3 separate regions of the Homo sapiens genome follow, and regions 1 and 3 are each linked to region 2. A link is a loop called in an ENCODE intact Hi-C map of the cell type or tissue named here. Cell type or tissue: PC-9. All regions are shown on one strand. Links, peaks and the distances in the headings refer to the core of each region. The heading gives the core; the rest is flanking DNA. Region 1 overlaps LOC107986455 (a long non-coding RNA gene). Region 2 overlaps SPRY4-AS1 (SPRY4 antisense RNA 1). Region 3 has its middle 150 kb from the start of SPRY4-AS1.

Region 1 (7,475 bases), core at 1,133-6,132, 250 kb after region 2:
TGTTAGTGAGTGTTGGAAAATTATTTGCCGGGGGAGGGAGGCTTTGGTTGCTTGGTGGTAAAGAACGCAAAATAATCCCTTTTATAGTAATCTGTGAAGATCAAATGAACATGTATATAAGTTCCCACATAAACATATGATAATATTACCAGAAAAGCAATAGTAAATCATATTCTCATCTGGGCTGCAGGAATTTAGGAGGATAAGAATGATCTGATTTATCAGGGATGGCCTAATGACATTTAGGAAAGAAGGAATGAGGAAAGGCAGGGTTTATGAGAGCTATACGGTCCTGAAAAGGAAATGAATTCCCTCGGTTTGAATTATAGGTTTGGGCTTTTCATGTCCTGCCCTTAGACCCAATACTATAGCTGATCAGCTGTGAAGAGCTGTTTGCTAGATGCTGGGCACTTTACCTCCCTAAAAATGGCCCTGTGAGAAAATATTCCAGCACACAGATTAGAAAACCAAAGCTTGGATAGGACATGCAAATGACCCAAGATTACACAGCCAGTAAATGGGGAGCGAGGGCTCAAGCCCTAGGCTAACAGTCACAAGTCCCCTTGGCAGCTGGTTTTCTAGGTCCTGGCCACATAGCACCCTGAGATGTTCCCCCATCCTTTTGGCCCTTTTGGGGGTGGCCTCTTCAAGTGGCAGTAATCTCTCCTTTGAGGGCATTTGGTTTTACGAACATCTTTAAAAGTGCCCTTCTGGTGAAAATTAAGTTAGCAGCAAGCTTGAAAAGTGTAAAAAGCTTCTTCCATCACTATGCAAACGAAGCAGAAAAACATTACATATTAAGATTTCTTGGACAGGAAAGCACTTTGTCTCCTACCAATCTCCTCCCAGACTAAAACCTCCTTGTGTTCAGGGGCTGTCTTGTACAAATCTTTGTATATACTACATCCAGCATAAAGTCATGTATGTCATAACTGGCTAATAAGATAGTTTTTATCAAATAAAGGCCCAAAGCAACTATATGCAAGAAGGCAGAGCACAATTATTTATAATACATAAAAACTGTATTTTTCAAAGTAGATCATCACTTCTAACACAGGTGATTATACAAATTCCATCTGCAATTCTTTCTGAGGGGAATAAACCACTATGGATGGAGGCAAAGCCAAGGACACATAGAATTTGAAGATGGAGGGAACGTTTTCTTGGCTTCTCTTCAGTTGTCTGATGTCACCAAAGAAGTGGGTTGGCTTGGATAAACTTATGACCTCTGTTTGGCCCTGTGTTCCTAAAAATTTTATGGGAAGGTCACTAATAAACTAAGTGTGTAAATGCTCCGCCATCTAGTTAAAAAATAATAACTGCTACTGGAGCTGACTTATACTACATATTTTCTGCAAAACACATTTACTTACCTTTCCTTCTAATAAAATACACCCAGCAATAAATAAAAGGCAGTAAAAAGTATCCATGGCTTGCTATTAAACTTGATATATGTTTAACAACAGGTTTTAGTATACTGTTTTTAGAAGGATCAGGTATTTGAAAATAAGCACCCAATGAGTACATGATTAAGATTGGCACCAAGGTACAAATATAATAATTTGTCCCAAGTACAGTGTCTGTACTCAGAGAATTTAAATGTCTACCCATGAAAGATCAGATTGCACTTTAAAATGGTCAATATACTGCTAGCAATGAGTCACTTGTATAAAAATGCCACTCTAAAGCACATTATAGTCTTTTTGGGGTTTTTTGTTTTTGTTTTTTCAAGTTTAAACTACAGTCTAGTGGATTTAGTTCTTCATGCTTTTGCCTAAGTGCTACAATGGCAGGGAAAGAGGCTTTGGAATTTCAGATTTTTTTTTCTTTCTTTTTTGTAAAGAAAACCTCTCAAGAGGGTATCCAACCACTTTTTGGAGACATAAACATATGTAAAGCAAAGTGACCCAAATAAAGGAAGAATTAAAAAAAAAATATATTTATTCTTCAATTTAGGCCAATTCTCTTTTACGGGCTCCTTGCAATTAGCTGGCAATCTTGTCCTGTGGGTCTGAAGGATTAAAGCAGGAGCAAAGAACAAAAGGAGTGTCTGCTACACTCCTCCATCGGTCCTTTCTAAACAAATCAGACTTCATCTCCTCCAGTGCCTCCTTACCACCTCATCTTCTTTCCTCTACCCATAATCCCTTAGGGGAAGGACTGTTAACATGTGAAAATGCTACGTAAATGAAATTCCTTCAGAATCAACACAGATTTGAAAATGGCTCCAGAAACTAGAGGGTGGTTTTTATGGTTTTCTCATTTTGGAATTTTGGGCAAAGCACAGCTTTTTGGATCACTGGATCTTTAAAAGATACATAACAGTAGGTAATAAGCCACCCAAATTAAGTTTACCAGAAATTTAGATGTACTCCTTTCCCTCTTGCAGACAATTGAGGACAATGCTCCCAGAAGGTCACTACATTAAAGGAAGCATAGCCTGGGAGCGGCAGACATGACGTCTATTGAACTTACTGTTCCATCTGTCACTGACATGGGCCACATACAAATCTCTAAAGTTCTTGGGGTCTTTAAGGCGCCTGCTAATCCATTCCTTTTCCTTTACCCTTAAGTCATTCCAAATAGGAGGATCTATTCTGTGTTTAAAGACTTCCAAGGAAGAGTCCACAATCACTCAGCCAAATATTTTGAAATTAATTTCCCTATAGCCTTTCCCCGTTGTTCTGAATGCACATTCCTTCCCATAGTCCTGCCATTCTGAAGAGGAAAATATTGTGGCCATGAGCTTTGAGACCTATATAAAGACAAAATAATTCTTAATCTACCCAACCATCAATTTTTTTTTTTTTTTTTTTTTAAAGATGGAGTTTCACTCTGTTGTCCAGGCTGGAGTGGCACAATCTCGGCTCACTGCAACCTCCGCCTCTGAGTTCAAGTGATTCTCCTGCCTCGGCCTCCCAAGTAGCTGGGGATTACAGGCACGCACCACCACACCCGGCTAATTTTTGTATTTTTAGTAGAGCAGAGGTTTCACCATGTTGGCCAGGCTGGTCTCGAACTCCTGACCTCAGGTGATCTGCCCACCTTGGCCTCCCAAAGTATTGGGATTACAGGCGAGATCCACCGTGCCTGGCATCCATGAAATTTTTTGATGAAAAACTAGTTCATAATTTATAAAGTGTAGATACAAATGTACTGCACTCAGCCTTCTTCTATGGAAGTGAAGATGAGAGGTAAGTACTTACTTACCCATTATCCTTACCCTTATTTGGAAGCTCTGTGGAACTACTGTAGGAACTAAGTCTATAATTCAATGAGGTGGATATTGGAAAAATATATATATAAGTCCAATACCTAAATCTAGAGAACTGCTAAACCAGAGAAGAGCTTACGGACAAAAATAGGTTATACAGATTCAACTCACTTCACAGTCTCAGGGACAAAATATATAATTAACCAAAAAGAGAAAAAAAGATGATTTTTGTCCTACACATGACCATGCATATACAGATCTAGGGCTTGAGAGTCACTGAATCAAACCTATAAAAATATGGACTGCTAATTTTGCTTCTTCAGGTCACCAGTGCCCACTATTTTCATCAACTATATAGTACCAAAGCATACTAGTAATAAATAAATAGTAATAAATACATAAAAAGTAATAAATAGTGAAAATGTTGATCCATCTGATTTCTCTGCAATCACTGATTTATCTGCAATCTGTTAAAATATAAACTGGAAATAAATCATATACATGAAAATCCTCAGTGTTGATAATCAGAGAAAAAAGCAACATATTAAAATGACATCCAAACAGAGGAACTGCCAAATACGGCCTATGAAATGTTCTGTCAAAATAAAGATGTGGAATCAGGAAGCAGATGGCAAAATTCTTTCTAAAACCTCACTTAAGCAGCATTTTAGGCATTTCTGACAGTTCTGCAAATGAAAAGAGGGATGTTTCATCAAGAGTAACTCTAGCCCAGTTATGATGATAGGTTGCACCAGTCCTCTCCAACTTGGCTCAGGAAGTATCTGGCTTAAATGGGGGAGGGGAAGTGGGAGGCAAAGCAGCTCTCAGCAGGGGACACGAATGCAAACCCAACTATGCAAGGTGAAAATCACTCTAGCTTTGGCATTTTGGTTGAATTTCATTAGAATCAGGCTGGGTTTCATAACCAGAAGGCAGAACTTCCTTAGTTTTATACTTTTTCTAATAATGCTTTGTCAGGGAAATCATCTTCTCTATTTTAGAGATTTCTTTTAGATTTTTGACCTGTTTTCTTGTTTCCCAGGCTGCGTATATCACTCGCGAACCTTCCAGACAACTGAAGAATAACAATGAATACTGCCATCTTCCCAGAGCTCCAGCACTAATCTTTGTTAAGGCTTAGAGGAAACCACTTTTCTCAGTTTTGATGTCTATGAATCTGCAATCACTAATGAATGGGGAAAAGTCTGTGAAACATTTATTTCCTACATCAATGATTAAAATTAGCTGTTTTTAGAGCAGAATGAACAACATACAAAGCAGGTTGGACGACATCTATTTCACACAATTGCATCTCAGTTTCTGACCTAGGTAAAATCCTGCATAAATGTAGGAGAATCCTCTATATTAATATGTTCTGTATTCAGGTTTAAGAGATGTGCATTTACATTTACATTTTATTAATTCATCAACTGATACTTAAGAATTAAAACTCTCAAAATCAGAAGACGATGCTTTTTGGTAAAGAAAAAAAGAAACAGGCTATAAGTAAAAACAGGTATAAAAATTAACACAAAACCTTTGAGTAATGTATTTATCCTATAAGCGGAAAATTCTGAGAATAATGGAGGACTGAGGGGATTAAAATGCCACGCAGTAGATGGACTATTTCAGATTTTATAGTCAGGGAAACTGGCTTCGGGAGGACAGCTCTCAATTCATGTACTTTACGTAAGAGCAGTTCTTTCTATAGGCCATAAAGTTGTAGGTGATACAATCAACTGGGTTATAAAATAGCTTCTTTTTAGAATGGAGATGATACAAAAATCAATTTCTACAACCATCATTTCCTCCTGAACACCTCTTTCACTTTCAACCTAAACTTACTCTCCCCTTTGGGAATTCCCAGTGTATTTCTTTGAGATGTCTTCCACATTAACAGTAGAGCCTACAAAGAACCAACATGCAGAGGCTACTTGTCAAAGGGCACTTTCTGTAGGTAGTCTAAAAGAACACAATTATACACATACACAAACGTGTACAGGTATACGCAAAAGGGAAAAGGAGATGCAAGAGTACTGTACTACTGCTTTAACAAATGCTCTCACCCAATCCACCTTATCCATCTTACAGGATAGAAACACTATTTAGGGTTTAAAATACGCAAAAAAACATTTTTTTTAAATATATAAACCATCTATGGAAGCATATTTTGCCTTCTGTTATGACCCTCATCATTCCTCAACTCATATTCTAAAAGCCTGAGAGGTGAAAATCTTCTGAACAGCTGAACCACCCACAGAACCTGAAAATTATTATACATTTTGCACATGATTAACCTATATTCACCACTGAGGTTTAACCAAGAACCAGATTCACATAGGTAATAGGGGTCACAACTACTTTTTCATAAAATATACCCTCCTACTGGCCAGGTGAGGTGGCTCACGCCTGTAATTCCAGCACTTCAGATTGCTTGAGCCCAGGAATTCAAGACCAGTCTGGGCAACATGGCAAAACCCTGTCTCTACTAAAAATACAAAAATTAACTGGGTGTGGTGGCACATGCCTGTAGTCCCAGCTACTTGGGGAGGCTGAGGTGGGATGGCTTGAGCCTGGAAGGTGAAGGTTGCAGTGAGCCAAGATCACGACTTTGTACTTAAGTCTGGGCAACAGAGCGAGACCCTGTCTCAAAAAAAAAAAAAAAAAAAAAAAAAAAATCTATGCATCCATCTATCTATACAAACACACATCCTCCTACTTTACATAAATGTACAATTCCATGTCTATTCTTAGCATGTTTTCAGTTAAAATTAGATTACTGATGTTTACAAGAAGCACGGTCAAATGATTTTTTTCATTTTATGTCAATGTTTACACGCCAACCCTCCAGAAGGTTGGGACAATGGGAAGAGGGCATTGGACTGGATGTAAAGCCTGAGGCCAGGGGTCTAGTTTTGTTAGGGTCTAGATTCTCACCCCAGAATCTTACCCCCTCAGGCAATCACTCAAATTGAAATATCACTTCTATTGGTCCTGATACTCTACTTCAGTAGTTATCTTACTTCTTCCTTTGAATGTAAACCATTTATAGCTAAGTAGAGTATATTTTAGTATAAGAACACAGTGAAGGCTGGGTGCGGTGGCTCACACCTGTAATCCCAGCACTTTGGGAGGCCGAGGCGGGCGGATCACGAGGTCAAGAGCTCGAGACCAGCCTGACCAACATAGTGAAACCCCGTCTCTACTAAAAATATAAAAATTAGCTGGGCGTAGTGGCGCGCGCCTGTAATCCCAGCTACTTGGGAGGCTGGGGCAGGAGAATCGCTTGAACCTGGGAGGCGGAGGTTGCAGTGAGTGGAGATCGCAACACTGCATTCCAGCCTGGGCGACAGGGCGAGACTCCGTCTCAAAAAACAAACAAACAAAAAACACATAGTGAAGACCAAACAAAATTTCATCTGTACTAATAATGACTCACGGTGGGCCAGAGCTCAAGTCAGTATGTAATAAGAAAGCAAAGGGAAAAAAAAAATCATTTACTTCACTAAAACTTCTGTTGTTTCTTTAAAACTCTAAACAAAATTGACCCTATAAGTAAAGATATTCATTCTTATCATTTTTTAACAAGCAAATTTTAATAATGCCTTTTATTTCTATACAAAGCAATGTAACTTTCTGAAAAAAAAAATGGCTATACAGAACCCTTTAAACATAAGAGTACAGAGTTTCAAATGGCAACAAGAAGTTAAGAAACATAGGGCACTGTGTCGTTATGGGTGAATCCTAGTCGTCCTGCAGCCCAAGGTCCAAGCTAGTTTACTCCATAACCTTAAGTAAATAACCGCGGTTCCTATGAATACCTTTCCAAAACCATTTATTATAAAAACTCACTCTTTATCCATTATCAGTATTAACGTATCAAAGTGAGAAAGAACATGGGAGAGAAAAATGACAATTAATGCAGCGTGAACATTTTCATCCTGAATACCAGTAAGGACTCTAGATGATATATGGTGCCCACTTCATGTGCCTCAAAAGATTTTAATTTTCAGAACATTTAAACGATTAAAGAGAAATCATCCTCTTAACTAGGTATTTTAAAGCGTATCAAACTGTAGGTTTACATTTGACAAAGTCTTATGGACCACCAAATACGTAGAAATAGGAATTCCAAATATTTCAGTTCGTTGAATATACAAAACCAAATAAGGCGCAAGGACCTGAAGAATAAACACAAAGCTAGTCTACAATGTTTGAGTTAACGTGATTTAGGACCCTTCTATTTTGTTCTGCAAGATAA
Region 2 (7,475 bases), core at 1,591-6,590:
GAAGGAACAGCTGATCCTGCCCAGCGACATCTAGAAATAATGATTGTTGAAAACAATAAGGTCCTATGTGACCTGGTAGCCTCCACCCTGGCTTCATTTCCTAGTTATCCCTCCTCTCTGTCTTGTTGTACCAGATTCAGTCCCACCTGGAGGCTCTGCTGGGATGCTCCCCAACATTAATTCTATCTACCTACCTGTCTGTCTGTCTAGATAGAGTCCTGCTCTGTCGCCCAGGCTGGAGTGCAGTGGTATGATATCCGCTCACTGCAGCCTCTGCCTCCTGGGTTCAAGTGATTCTCCTGCCTCAGTCTCCCCAGTAGCTGGGATTACAGGCATACCACCACACCTGGCTAATTTTTGTATTTTTAGTAGAAACAGGGTTTCACCATGTTGGCCAGGCTGGTCTCGAACTCCTGACCTCAAGTGATCCACCCGCCTCGGCCTCCCAAAGTGCTGGGATTACAGGCATGAGCCACCGCACCTGGCCTCCCCCAACATTCTCATGATTGGCACCTCCATATCCCCAGGGTCTCTGCTCACTTGTTATCTCCCAATAAAAGCCTTCCTTCCCAGCCACACCAACGATGTCTTTGTTCCCTCTCCCTGCTTTACTGTTCTTCACTCCAATATTACAATCAAATCTACTTGCTTACATGTTTCTCATCCATCTTCCCTACTAGCGTGTGACCTCCATGAGGGTGGGGACTGTTTTCTTCATAACTATGACCTCTCAACCTAAAACATTACTTGAATCCACAAATTAATGGCCACAGTCAGAAGGTGGGCGCTCGCTGAATGTGAAGTATTAGGCTAAGAGCTTCATGTACATCAGCATTTCATCCTCACAGCCTCTCAGGGCAAGTGCGGAGGTCATGGCAGCCAGGAGCTCACAAGGTGGGGAGACAGTGTCTCTGGAAGGCAGGTCTAGGTAAACAGGTGCTACTCTAGGGCACCTGATATAAAAGGTTCAGTGGAGTCTGGGGGAGACACTGACAGCGTCCACCCCCGCCACCAGTAACTCTGGACCCTGCCCAAGCCCACTGCATAGGCTCCTCCAGGCAGTCCCGCTACGCCCATCTGAGCCGCTGTGCTGGCCTTTCTCTTTGGACATCACCAGCAAGAGGGAAGTTGGACCACTGTAAAGATGCTATATCCAGGCCTAGCCTCCCCTTTGTCCTTCCAACCTTCAGTGGCTATAATTTTGATACACAGCTCCCAGGGATACATCCCAGGGTGGATAAATAAAGCTAAGGGTCTCTCCTGTGTCTGAGAGACCTGCCGTCCAGCGTCTGCCTTCCCTAAGAGCCAAGGAGATCAAGTGGATGAGAAAGTGCCCAGCAATTCCCATGTGCCCACAGCAGCCAGCATTTACTGAATGCTCATCACACCCCAGGGCCCATGCCAAGGCTCTATATACATTCTCATGTCATCCTTACACTCTCTGGGTAGTTATGGCTCTCCTCTTTTATAGATGGGGACCCAAGGATCAGAGAAATTAAGTCACTTCCAAGCTCACAGAGCTACGAAGTGGCAGAGCCAGGATTTGAACCCCAGTGTGTCAGATTCCCAAGATCCTGCGTTACCCACTCTGTTCCAGTGCCTCAGCCCTGCCCACATGACTTCTTCCCTAGCTTGGGTCTGCTTCCCTGATCACCCAAGGTGCACAGCAGAACAGAGAGCATGGGCTCAGGGACCAGACCTGGGCTCAAATCCCTGCCTCACTACTTCAAATGTGTCTGGGCGGTTGGTTACCCTCTTGGAGCTTCAATTCCATCTGCATGGGAAGGTGAAGGATACCTACTGCAGAGATGTGAGAATAACTGAGATGCGTGCCTACCAGGCACACAGCAAACACAGCACAGCCAGCGAGAGTCATCTCTGGACAAGCCTCTGCTGGCCCTGGCACTTGCTCCCAGCTAGGTCCTGCCCAGTGGCCAGCAAAGGCTGGGTCAAAGCCTCTCTCCAACTCCCAGGAGAGCTGCCCCCAGAGGACAAAACGCAGGGGCTCTGCCAGAACCCTCACAGTAGGCTCCATCCCTCCACTGATGAGTGTCTCAGGATTTTCCCTTTTTGGGGGAGAGCCCCGCCTACTGAATCTGGCTGGGCTCAGGCACACTCTATAGCTTCAGTTTTCCCACATATACTTTGGAGGAAAAAAATGTTTTACATTTATCAGGTACCTGAAAAGTGCCAAACTCATTTTAAGTACATGAGCTTCAATCTCTACTTGCAGGTTAGCAACATCTGTGGACATATTATAGGATATATTAAAGCCTCAGTTTACTCTTCTGCGAAATGGAGATGATGATTAACCTGCTTCACTAAGTTGTGAGGATTAAACGAGGTAAAGCATGTGAAATGCTTATGGCAGTGCCTGGCACATGAGAAATAATAAATGTTAGCTTTCATTATGTCTCACAGCTAAAGAAACAGACACTAGGAGAGCAACCAATCTGCCCAGCATCTCCGGCAAGGTGATGGGATTTGAACCGAGACCTGTCTAACACCAGGCCACCCTCCATGCTGACATTTCAACACGCCCATCCAGGGACCAGTGCTTGTTTGTATTTCAATAGAAAACTATAGCACATCCTTGCAGATTATCGAATTCTAGTCCCGTTCATTGCCTTTGAGCTTTTTTCACCTCTTGATAAATTACATTTTACTGTTTACTTTGTTACCTACTGTGAATTGGACTGGATTTGCCATTCTGCACATTTCATCAGTTCTTACCAACTTCTCAATTTTTCTACTTTTTACGTTTTCTCCCACCCTCCTGATGTCACTGAGAGCTAAAGGCTGACTGCCCAAATCCTCATTGCAACTCTAGGCTGTCTTATAGCTGATCTTCCCCCCAAGATCTAAACTAGGCTTGCAAGCTGGGTGACTTGACATAAACTTCAAAGGACCCATCACCACAGCAGACCATGAATCTCCCTCGTTTAAATGCCTGATGGTTGTCCATCAAGTATCCTCTACCGCCAGGCCCCAACAGACATTCAAGCTGGTCCTTAATGAACAAAAGGCGACCGAACAAAAAATTGACCTATATTACTCAGAGAAAAGAAGAATTTTTCTTTCCTTGAACGAGAGGAAGCACTGACAAAAACCCTTTCTTTGACCAAACTTTAGTTAGGCTCTTCTGAGCCTTCTTCTGAACGTTGGCCTTCTGTGTCCCTCCTGTCCTTGCCAGGCCTGCAGAGCCCAGTCTTAGCAAGAATCCTGCAAATTCAGTTTAGGGAGTCCCCTACCCTTGATGCCTGATAAAGCGCTTCATCCCCTACCTTGGGTGTGTAAGTCCTTGGCCTGCCCTTAGCAAGAGTCCTTTTAGGTCTGTTTAGTGAGAATCCCGTTCCCTTGATGTCTCCTCTTAGTAACTTTCCATCCACTGACCCCCTCTTCTCTGTTTCTTAGCTGTAAATCCTCAACTGTCTTGCTGCATTTAGAGTTGAGCCCCATCTCTCTCCCCTATTGCAATAACCCTGTTGCAAGACTCCTGACTAAAGTCTTCCTTACCATTTTTACAAGTGCCAGAATAATTTTTTTCTTTAACAACACTCAGGCTTGCTTCAAGTAGGAGGGCCTCCCCTGCCTGAAAATGCTCCATTCATATCCCAGTCAAATACCATCCCCAGATCTCCTCTCATAGCCATCTCCCTCTCCTCACAGCAAGCAAACATCTGACAAGGACTGCATTGCTTTCCCCGCCACCACCCCGGGGATCTTCACCTCTCTCAGGCCGCTGCCAGCCTCCCTACCTGCCCTGCCAGCCGTCAGCCCCCAGCTTCACGCCAGTCCATTCACGTAGAGAACACGGCTATGAAAATACAGAAACGCACTTCCCATCTGGAAACGCCTCAGAGCTAAATATTATGTAGGATGTGATGGTGTGCGTCTACCAGCAAAAAAGCGAGGCTTAAAGAAACACTGAGACACGAGGAGACTGCTAGTGAGAGGCCAGTGCGTCAGCAAGAGCTAAACTTAGCAACCTAATCCTCTAACTTCATTCTTTCAGGAAAGAGAGCGGTAGGAGAAAAATGTATGAACATATTTAAATAAAAGAACCTTTGAGAGAGCAAGAAAATCCACATCCTAACTGACCTGTTGCTACTTTGCAGAAACGAGCGTAGAGAAGGCGACGTTTTGGGGAGCTAGCCCTGAGGTCAGTGGTCGACAGAAGGGCTCTATCCAAGTAATCAAATTCCCTGGTAGAAGGTCCCTTTGGAGCCAGTGGCTGCATGGTACAAAGGAAGCTGCAGCAAGGGGAAGAGATTCTTAAAAACTGGAAGTTCTGGAAAAACCTGTAACACAGCTTTCAAACAGATTTTGCTTTCGAGTAGAGTGGCTGGTATAAAAACACGCATCATCTAGGCACTAAATGGCTCCAGGGAGTGTTTGAAAGAGGAGGAGCAGGGACAGGAAAGTCACAGGCAATGACAAGTGGTGCGTGTAAACACACGTGTGAAGCCCAAGTTCAAGCTCAGCTGTGCCTGTGACCAGCTCTAGGGGTGGGGTGGGTGGGTTGCCCTAGTCTAGTTGCCAGACTAACTCACCCATGAAACAAAGGTAATGGCCAGGCACGGTGGCTCACGCCTGTAATCCCAACACTTTGGGAGGCCGATGCAGGCGGATCACCTGAGGTCAGGAGTTTGAGGCCAGCCTGGCTAATGTGACAAAACCCCATCTCTACTAAAAATACACAAATTAGTCAGGCGTGGTGGCACACGTCTGTAATCCCAGCTACTCGGGAGGCTGAGGCAGGAGAATAGCTTGAAGCTGGGAGATGGAGGTTGCAGTGAGCAGAGATCGTGCTACTGCACTCCAGCCTGGGAGACAGAGCGAGACTCCATCAAAAAAATAAAAAATAAAAAAAATAAAGAAAGAGAGAGAGAGAAAGAGAGAGGGAGAGAGAGAGAAACAGAAAGAGAGAAAAAGAGGAAGAGAGAGAAAGAGAGAAAGAGAGGGAGAAAGAAAGAAAGAGAGGAGAGAAAGAGGAAGAAGGAGAGAAAGAGAAAGGAGGAGAGAAATGAGGACAGAAAGGAGGAGAGAGAAGAAGAGAGGAAGGAAGGAAGGAAGGAAGGAAGGAAGGAAGGAAGGAAGGAAGGAAGGAAGGAAGGAAGGGAGCCTGTCCATGCTTTAAGACATGTTTAAGTACTAAGATACTACTTATCTCTGGATTTATGTGTAGGGAAAGAGGCGGGTAGCTTAAAAAATTTTTCCCCTGGAATCAAGCCTTCTGCTTTGATCCATTATTAAAATATTTCATCACACTATTAAAAATGTATTGATCCCCACAAAGGGTTAATATTTTTATTACAGAGTCTGCATAAATCAGTAAGAAAAATACAAGCACCCCAATAGGAAAATGAATAAAGGATACGTAAATCAATTCACAAAAACATAAAAATAGCTATTAATTATATGGGGGAAAAAAATGACCTTACTGGGAACCAGAAAAAAAGGCATAATAAAATAAAAACAAGGCCAGGCATGGTGCCTCACACCTGTAATGCCGACACTTTGGGAAGCCGAAGTGGGAGGATTGCTCAAGACCAGAAGTTCGAAACCAGCCTGGGCAACATAGTGAGGCCCCGTCTCTACAAAAATAAAAATTTAGCCAGACATAGTGGCATGCCTGCAGTCCCAGCTACTCAGGAGGCTGAGGCAGGAGGATAGCTTGAGCCCAGGAGTTCAAAGCTGCAGTGAGCTATTATTGTACCACTGCCCTCCAGCCTAGGCGACAGAGCAAGACCTGTATAAAAAAAAAATTAAAAAAAGCAAAGCTTCTCCCATCTAGCATTTGGCGAAGTCCTAAAAATCCAATAATACCCAGCAAGGGCCAGGATTCAGAGAATCATTATGCCCCCTCACACAACAATAGGAAGGCAAATTAGCATTTCTTTAGGTCAATTAGAGCATACAAAAATTCTTACATGGACATCCCATTCGACCCTGTAATTCCACATGCACAAAGATTTATCTGTAAAGATTTAACCACAATATGATTTTATAATGCTAAAAAATTGGAAAGTCTTCTATCCAATAAAAGGAATATATTATATATGGCAGAACAGTTAAAACTGTTACATAACAACTAAAAATCAGGCTGTAAGAAAAATCTAAAGATACAGGAAGATGTTTACATTATGTACAAAACAGATTCTGAAGCTGTACATATCAAATTTTGTAAGCCATCTCTCATATACATGACACATAGGCACAATGAAGTAAATACCAGGAGATAGACAAAAATATTACCAGTGTTATTTATGAGAGTTGGATAATCATGAGTGGTTTTGATTTCCTTACACGTCTTTTTATTTTCAAAGTTCTTTTTTTGTTTGAGACAGGGTCTCGCTCTGTCACACAGGCTGGAGTGCAGTGGTGTGAACACAGCTCACTGCAGCCTTGACCTCCTGGGCTCAAGTCATCTTCTGGTCTTAGCCTCCCGAGTAGCTGGGACTACAGGCGTGTGCCACCATGCACAGCGAATTTCTGTATTTGCTGTAGAGAGGGGGTTTCGCCATGTTGCCTGGGCTGGTCTGGAACTCCTGGGAGATCTACCCACCTCTGCCTCCCAAAGTGCTGGGATTATATGCGTGAGCCACGGTGCCCAGCCCAAAATTCTTAAATAGATATGTGACTCTTTTGTATTCAGAAAACCCTATTACTTTTTAAAAGAAAGAGGGGAAAAAGTATCTTTCTGTCTTTCTAACAAGTAAAAGGCACTGAATTAACTACTCCAGCCAGAAACCTGCCCCAGGCCAGAGACTGCCCTGCCCAGCAAACTTCTTTCACATCCTCATCCATGACCCCTGAGAACTTTCAGGCCATGGGCCATACATTTTAGGCTTCCTCTTGCCCACTTTTTTTTTTTTTTTTAGAGACAGAGTCTCGCTCTGTCGCCCAGGCTGGAGTGCAGTGGTGTGATCTCAGCTCACTGCAAGCTCCGCCTCCCGGGTTCACGCCATTCTCCTGCCTCAGCCTCTGGAGTAGCTGGGACTACAGGCGCCCGCCACCATGCTCGGCTAATTTTTTGTATTTTTAGTAGAGACGGGGTTTCACTGCGTTAGCCAGGATGGTCTTCATCTCCTGACCTCGTGATCCGCCCGCCTCGCCTCCCAAAGTGCTGGGATTACAGGCGTGAGCCACCGCGCCCGGCCTCTTCTTGCCCACTTTTTACCTAAGGTCTATAGTCTGCAATTCATGAAGGTCAGATCCCAGCCCAAGTCCTGAGGGTCTTCCTAGCACTTGTCTAGCCCAGCCTTCAATCAAATGAGAGAGACAAACGACCTTACAGCTATAGAGTCCTGATAGTTCTCACGATGGTTTCAGAGATTCTCATCAGCTCCTGGGAGGCTCTCTCACAAACTCGGAGGTCGGCAGGGCGCTGTCAGCGCTCCCACTTTAGGAAATGGAAAGCAAGGGCTCAGGAAATTGAAGATGTGCCCCAAGGCAGACACAGAAACAGGACA
Region 3 (7,475 bases), core at 1,481-6,480, 68 kb before region 2:
CCTTGAATCTTTCATCCACAGCTATCTCTCAATGCCTCCTGCAAGAGAAAGTCCTTAACATATAGGCTGTGTAAATAAAGGAATGTGTTACATATCTTTATTCCCATTTATGTGATTTTATCCAGTCAGTCCAATCACTAGGTTAACTTTTTTCTATTCATATTTTAACATCACATTATAGAAAGATGGACAGCTGTTAATATCGGTGAGATGAAAAATCATAAATTAGATGCTAATAATACAGAATTTAAAACACACTCCATCATTTATTCTTATGCCTGAAAAATGTGTATTTAATGCCTTTTCTGTGCAAGGAACTATGTCAGTTGCCCTAGGGAAATATTAAGATGAATGAAATCAAGTTCCCTGTCCTCAAGCGGTTTACAAATCATGGAGCAGGAGAATATTTTATAACGTTAATGCTGAATTTTTCTCCGGGTTTCCATGGCCCTTGCCCTATTCAGTCAGCAGGACTATTTTGTGTTTCTTGCCTTAGGGAAGGAATGGATGACAAGCAGGAAGAAAATTTCTTTTGAGCTTCAAAGACTACACCCTGTTGGGAATGGAATGGACTCTGGTAATTAACACTTTGGGGGAAAATACATGATAATGTAAGAACAAGGCTTCCTGACCCCACAGGAGATTAAAGTCTCCCAACCAACCTCCAAACAGGATGAACTCCAAGGGAGGGGGAAACAGCAAAAAATTCCAGACAGGTTTGGAAGCTCTGAGAGCTGAGGTGACCCATCCCTAGGGGAACTGTCAAGACCTCAGAGAGGCAGGGCTGCATTAAGGCATCCGGGTGCTAGGCAACCATGCAGAGTTCCCTTGCCCCCAGCATGGTGTGGGGCAGAAGAAGGGTCCCATGGGCCTAAGGGAGATGACAATGCAGGAAGAGCAGAGTTGCAGGACCTAACGAGGTCTTGCAGAGGGAAACAAGGGACAAAGAAGCATACTGTCCAGTCCCTGTGACTAAGGACTGGACAGGATGACATGCATTCTAGTAAATAGACAGATGACACAAGGCAAGAGATCCCATCTTGCCTTGGCCCTAATCCTCTAGAATATAGATGCTGCCCTGAGGCAAAGGGAGTAGGGTGGGGAATGGGATGGTATATTCACAAGCAGAAGGGGAGCTCAGAAAAGAAACTTAGTTATAAGAAAATTAAATTGACTCTGTGGCACTGGGAGTGGCACCTGCTACACAGAATTGAAGAGTTAAGGTTTGTACTAATGTAACTGCCTCTGGGCAGAGATCATCATCATGCTATGACGTGTAAGGACAGCTATGCAGTTGGGGAGCCACAGAAGGCTTCAGGGAGGGGGTGAAATGTGAGCAGGGTTCTCAGGCTGTTAAGAGTTTTCAGAGATGGAGATAGCAAATAGGGAGGTTGGAGAAAAATGCATTTCAGAAATGAGAAATCCTTAGTCAAGGATGCAGGGGCAGGAAAGCTTTGCATACATAAAGCAATAGCTCCTCTGACTTATCTACAGCTCAGGGTATATGCAGGTGAGAGCTCACAATCAGTCACTTAGTGGAGAGCCTTAAGTGACAGACCAAGGAGCCTGGCTACTATGTGGTAGATAATAGGGAATTACTAAAGGTAACTGAGCAGTGGACTGAGACGATCAACGCTGCCTTAAGAATACAGAGCTGTCTGGGCCGGGCGCGGTGGCTCACGCCTGTAATCCCAACACTTTGGGAGACCGAGGTAGGCGGATCATGAGGTCAGGAGATCGAGACCATCCTGGCTAACACGGTGAAACCCAGTCTCTACTAAAAATACAAAAAATTAGCTGGATGTGGCCTGGCGGGGTGGCTCACACCTCTAATCCCAGCACTTTGGGAGGCCGAGACGGGTAGAACACCAGGTCAGGAGGTGGAGACCATCATGGCTAACATGGTGAAACCCCGTCTCTACTAAAAATACCAAAAAATTAGCCAGGCGTGGTGGTGGGCACCTACAGTCCCAGCTACTCGGGAAGCTGAGGCGGGAGAATGGCGTGAACCTGGGAGGCGGGACTTGCAGTGAGCCAAGATCATGCCATTGCACTCCAGCCTGGGAGGCGGAGCTTGCAGTGAGCCAAGATCATGCCACTGCACTCCAGCCTGGGCAACAGAGCGAGACTCCATCTCAAAAAAAAAAAAAAAAACTAGCTGGGCATGGTGGCGGGCACCTGTAGTCCTAGCTACTTGGGAGGCTGAGGCAGGAGAATTGCCTGAACCCAAGAGGCAGAGGTTGCAGTGAGCTGAGATCGCACCACTGCACTCCAGCCTGGGAGACAGAGTGAGACTCTGCCATCTCAAAAAAAAAAAAAAAAGAATACAGAGCTGTCAAGAGTTGGAGGAAAGAGAATGAAGGAGAGGGTGACAGCCCAGGCACTAAGATGTAAGGGACTGGAAGTGCAATTGGAGCTATAGGAATGGACAGAGAGAGGCTGATGGAGACAGGGTTGGGCATCCTTGGCAAGAACTGATGTCAGGGAACAGGGAGGAAGGAGTTAATGATGGATGCTTCTAAGGTTACAAGGATGAGGAGGTGGGGAAAGGCAAGGTTTAGGCCTGAAGTAGAATATGTCAGTTGGAAATATGGATCTGGATTTCAGAAAGAGAGAGAGTAATATCAATAGTTGACCTTTGTTGTTAGAACTAGAAGAATTTTTTTTTCAGAGACAGGGTCTTGCTATGTTGCCCAGTCTGGCCTCAAACTCCTGGGTTCAAGCAATCCTTCTGCTCCAGAGTTACAAGTCACTGGGCTATAGGCACACACCAGAGTTGGAAGGGATTTTAAAGATCCCCTAGACTACTGCTTCTCAAACTTTAAAAGTGTGCATATGAATGTCACTTCAATAAAAAATGTAATAAATTCCCCCCAAAAAAGTATGTCCATCATTGGGGATCTTCTAAAAATGCAGATTCTCATTCAGGAGGTATGGGATGGGGTCTGAGATACTGCATTTCTAACAATTCTCAGGCATGCTGAGGCTGCGGTCCAGAGACCACACTTTAAAGAGTAAAGGACCAGACCAGTATTTCCCCAAGTATAACGTGGATGTGTCTGAGAGCACATATGAGGATTTTAGGTGATTCATAGACATTCTATTTAAAGATCTATTCGCTATTTGCTTATAATAGTGATGTGAAGTTTTCTTTAAATGCATTTAAGTATTAAAAAGTTAATTTGAAGAAATATTAAATAACAATGGAGGAGGCAGGCAATGGTGGCAGAAATTGGGCAGGTGGCCTGCAATTAGTAAAGTCTGGGGCATGCTTGTAGGAAGCTTCTGGGGGTACTTGTAGGAAGAGGGGAAAAATTTTACCCTACTCAGGGTAAAATCCAGTTTAGAGTAAGTAGTGGTGATGCAAGAGGAAAAAATGCTGCTTGATGGAACAAGGTGACTAACAGAGAAGGTGACTGAGCATTTCCGGAGCCTATGAGCATTTCCGGAGCTGTGAGCCCAGCACTGTATTGTAGTGTCATTTACTCTTCATGACTCTATAGATATGTATGTTACCATGATCCTAATGAGGACACTGTGGCTCAGAGAGGTCACCCTAGGTCGCACACCCTGAGCATATGTAAGTATCACAGCCAAGACTTGAATCCAAGTCTGTGTGACTCCAGAGCTGCACGCTTAACTTTTCTCTCAATTACCCTATTCAGCAGGCTGGAGACTTGTACAAAATTCTCTTTTCAATGCTGCTGCTGCTATTTTTCTACTAAGGCAGCTCGGTGTAGCTTTTTTTTTGTTTTTTGTTTTGTTTTGTTTTGTTTTGTTTTTTAAGACAGAATCTTGCTCTATCACCCAGGCTGGAATGCAGTGGCACGATCTCAGCTCATTGCAACCTCCGCCTCCCAGGTTCAAGCGATTCTTGTGCCTCAGCCTCCCGAGTAGCTGGGATTACAGACATGCACCACCACGCCCAGCTGATTTTTGTATTTTTAGTAGAGATGAGGTTTTGCCATGTTGGCCAGGCTGGTTTTGAACTCCTGGCCTCAGGAGATCCACCTGCCTCAATCTCCCAAAGTGCTGGGATTACAGGTGTGAGGTACTGTGTCAGCAAGAATTGTGTGAATGTCACAATTCAGCAAGAATGTCAGCAAGAATTGTGTGAATGTCACAAGAATTGTGTGAATGTGTCAGCAAGAATTGTGTGAACGTCAGCAAGAATTGTGTGAATTCAAATTCATTGAATTCTGTTTTGTAAATCAGGTATTATCATTCTCATTTTCTTTCTTTTTTCTTTTTTTTGAAATGGAGTCTCGCTCTGTCACCCAGGCTGGAGTGCAGTGGCGCGATCTCAGCTCACTGCAAGCTCTGCCTCCTGGGTTCACGCCATTCTCCTGCCTCAGCCTCCCAAGTAGCTGAGACTACAGGCGCCCGCCACCACGCCCGGCTAATTTTTTTCTATTTTTAGTAGAGACGGGGTCTCACTGTGTTAGCCAGGATGGTCTCAATCTCCGGACCTCATGATCTGCCCTCCTTGGCCTCCCAAAGTGCTGGGATTACAGGCGTGAGCCACCGTGCCCGGCCTATCATTCCCATTTTCAAGATGACAAACTGAGGCTTACCAGAGTTACACAATCAGGATTCAACACTTGGGTCTCTCTGACTCCAGGTTCAAGGCTTTTCCAACAAGCCCACCCCAACCCCGCTCCTCTTTGTGTGTTACCGTTGCTAATAATCAGACTTTCCTCCCCAGGCTGGAGTGACTTCCTACCATTTGCCAAACACATGCCCCCCACCTTGCTCTCTGCCCTGGTGGACAGATGACACCGTTTAAACCAATTCAGAGTTTAACCTATAATCTTGGTGTCAGTTGGTGGCTAATAGCTGCCTTGTAAGTTTAATAGGTGCACCAGATCTCCGGCAGGTGCAGACAAACCACAAAGAAACCCACTCTGAATCTCTGCATGCTGGAACTGTCCCTAGATTACAAACCAAACTGCATGTAGCGGTGCCATCAGGCAAGTCTCTTAAGTTTTGTCAGGAATGCTACAAAGACTTTTTAAAAAACCAACCTTTGTTTCAGATGTTACTAAAAGGAAAGGTACTGTAAATAACTCTCACATGGGGCTGATCAATTGCCCTTCTAAACCAAGATCTATTCATACAGCATTGTAACCAAAACCTGAAATACTGTTATTTTGCAAGGAGAGGGCATTCTAGAAGCAAGGATTTAAGTGTCAGACAAATAAGATTTACTCCAGATTCTAGTCAAAATCCCCTTTAATTTATGTTAAACATAGTATTTTAAGCATCACTAATTTTCCCTTCAAACAGGACTTCCATCTAGAAGCCAGGCCTTCTGACTTCCCTTTCCCGTCAATTCCCACAGTTCCCCTCCCTTTCCAGGCTTCCAGGCTACTTTACACAAATGCTTTCATCTCCATCAGTGGCTTTCCTGTTCAATGCATCATGACATTAGCATGGTTTTTCCCATCATTTTCCATCTGGACCCCACTCACCTAACAAAGTTTGCTCATCACTCATAGGCACACAGAGTCTGCAGGAGTGAGAGTAACAGGGCATCATGAAGGGACTGGCCAGGACACAGAAAACCCAAATCCTACCACAAATCAGCCACCCTTCCCCATGAGGCCCCAAGGGAAAGGGGTGCAAGGAGGACAGAGCAAGGCAAAGTAACACCTTATTATTGGCTGGTTGGCCTCTGGCTCTGAGTAGAACCCCAGCAACACTGGCTGGCTTGCGAGCTCCCTCACTGGAGCTAGCGAGGCTTGAGTGCCCCAAGGGGTTTTCTTGAATGCCCACCCCCAGACCCAAATCTGTGCCTCCACCCAGAGCCAGCCACCACAACACACCAGCAAGAAGAACAAGCAAGACAAATGGGGCGACGGACCCAATGCCTAGAACGGAGTAAACCTAGGCCACTCTCCCAGTCCTCTCCAGCCAGAGGAGGGTAAGGGTGGACCCTGGAGAGAATGAATGGGAATGAATGAACAGACAGACAACATGACAAGTGGGCAAAAAAAGAACTGTCAGGCCTTCTTCAATGGGGCAGGCCTCAGTCCAAGTTATTTCTCAGCCTCCTGGGAAGGAGGGCAGACAGAGCAAAAATAGGCCCCATCTCTTACTCTCAGAAGCAGAGAGTGAGGAGACAGCAGGAGAGAGGTCCCTGGAGGGAACAGGAGTCCAGTGCTTAGGGGTCTGGCCACACAAAAGCAGAGTGAGAAAGGCCCCACAAGTCTGCGCATCCAAGGCCGTGGAGCCGAATGCTCCATCCACCTCCCCCAGCCTCCTCAACACAGGCGCACATTCTCACCTGCACCTGTGGGCTGTGGCAACACTTCCTCAATTCCACACCTAGAAGTGGCCAGCTGGGAAGTTAAGGTGCTGAGACGGACCTCCGACTCGTTCTCCTAGAGAACCATGTCACATAGCCGTCTATGCTTCTAAACCTCATTTTTTTGGTTTTATTTTTATCTTTTTCAGCTTTATTGAGGTGTAACTGTTAAAATTGTATATATTTAGGCTGGGCACAGTGGCTCATGCCTGTAATCCCAGCACTTTGGGAGGCCAAGGCAGGCGGATCACCTGAGGTCGGGAGTTCGAGACCAGCCTGACCAACATGGAGAAACCCTGTCTCTACTAAAGAAAATACAAAATTAGCCAGGCGTGGTGGCACATGCCTGTAATCCCAGCTATTAGGGAGGCTGAGGCAGGAGAATCACTTGAACCTGGGAGGTGGAGGTTGCGGTGAGCCGAGATCACGCCATTGCACTCCAGCCTGGGCAACAAGAGTGAACCTCTGTCTCAAAAAAAAAAAATTGTATATATTAAAATAGTATAATGTAATGATTTGATAGATGTAAATATTGTAAATTGATTACCCCAAATTAATTAACATATCCATCACCTGTTTTTTTTTTATGAGGTTTAAGGTTTACTCTCAGCACATTTCAAATATATAATACAGTATGATTAACTATAGTCATATCAGGCTGTACATCAGTGCCTCCAAATCTGTTCATCCTAGGACTGAAAGTTTGTACCCTTTGACCAACATCTCCCCATATCCTCTGCCCCCCACCCAGCCCCTGGCAAATGCTTTTCTGCTGTTTCTATGAGTTTGAAATTTTTTGTTCTGAAATATAAGTTTTTTCCTACAGGTTTGCCCAAGGGGCTAACTGAACAAAAAGAACCTGGAAGGGGCTCAGCCACGTTCCTTCCACCAGCTTCCTGATTCCATGGCGTTTTCATCAAGCAAAACCCAGGTACTCCGCGATGCTGGGCAGAAGGTGGCAAGCGTGGTGGGTAAGAACGCAGGCTTCGAGTCAGATGGCCGGGGGGGTCACACACCAGCTCTGCCACTTACTATGTGGTGACCTTGAGCAAGTTAGTAAACCTGTCAGTGTCCTCATCTATGAAACAGGCAGAGCAATAGTAGCAACCTCAGAGTTGGCTGTGAAGCTCAGATGAGACAATCCATGTAAAACACTGAGCATAGTGCC

The links. Peaks named below come from ENCODE experiments on the same cell type or tissue, not always from the same donor. Only the 100,000 strongest peaks of a DNase experiment are listed, where the experiment ranks them.
Region 1: it touches region 2 in a loop (4-fold over the local background); 2 of 110 quality-filtered maps call a loop at or near these places.
Region 3: a loop joins it to region 2, with 9 times the contacts of the local background. A loop is called at or near these places in 2 of 110 quality-filtered maps.

The regions. Positions count from the first base shown.
Region 1 is chr5:142,153,754-142,161,228 of GRCh38, reverse strand. LOC107986455 (a long non-coding RNA gene) reads left to right here. Exons shown (of 3, transcript XR_001742907.3): 3 at 4,257-6,818. It overlaps NDFIP1 (Nedd4 family interacting protein 1), which reads right to left. Exons shown (of 8, transcript NM_030571.4): 8 at 6,789-7,475. Among named protein-coding and RNA genes, the nearest start is that of NDFIP1, 49 kb to the right of the region's middle. In PC-9, for the core only: no CTCF peak of the experiment used is centred there; no DNase peak of the experiment used is centred there.
Region 2 is chr5:142,400,637-142,408,111 of GRCh38, reverse strand. The region is part of intron 3 of SPRY4-AS1 (SPRY4 antisense RNA 1); the gene reads right to left. Among named protein-coding and RNA genes, the nearest start is that of SPRY4-AS1, 79 kb to the right of the region's middle. In PC-9, for the core only: no CTCF peak of the experiment used is centred there; a DNase peak (open chromatin) is centred at 4,311; H3K4me3 peaks cover 1,586 bases; H3K27ac peaks cover 2,844 bases.
Region 3 is chr5:142,468,466-142,475,940 of GRCh38, reverse strand. No RefSeq gene overlaps it. Among named protein-coding and RNA genes, the nearest start is that of SPRY4-AS1, 150 kb to the right of the region's middle. RefSeq lists enhancers at 305-872, 873-1,441, 3,343-3,637. In PC-9, for the core only: no CTCF peak of the experiment used is centred there; a DNase peak (open chromatin) is centred at 3,440; H3K27ac peaks cover 4,308 bases.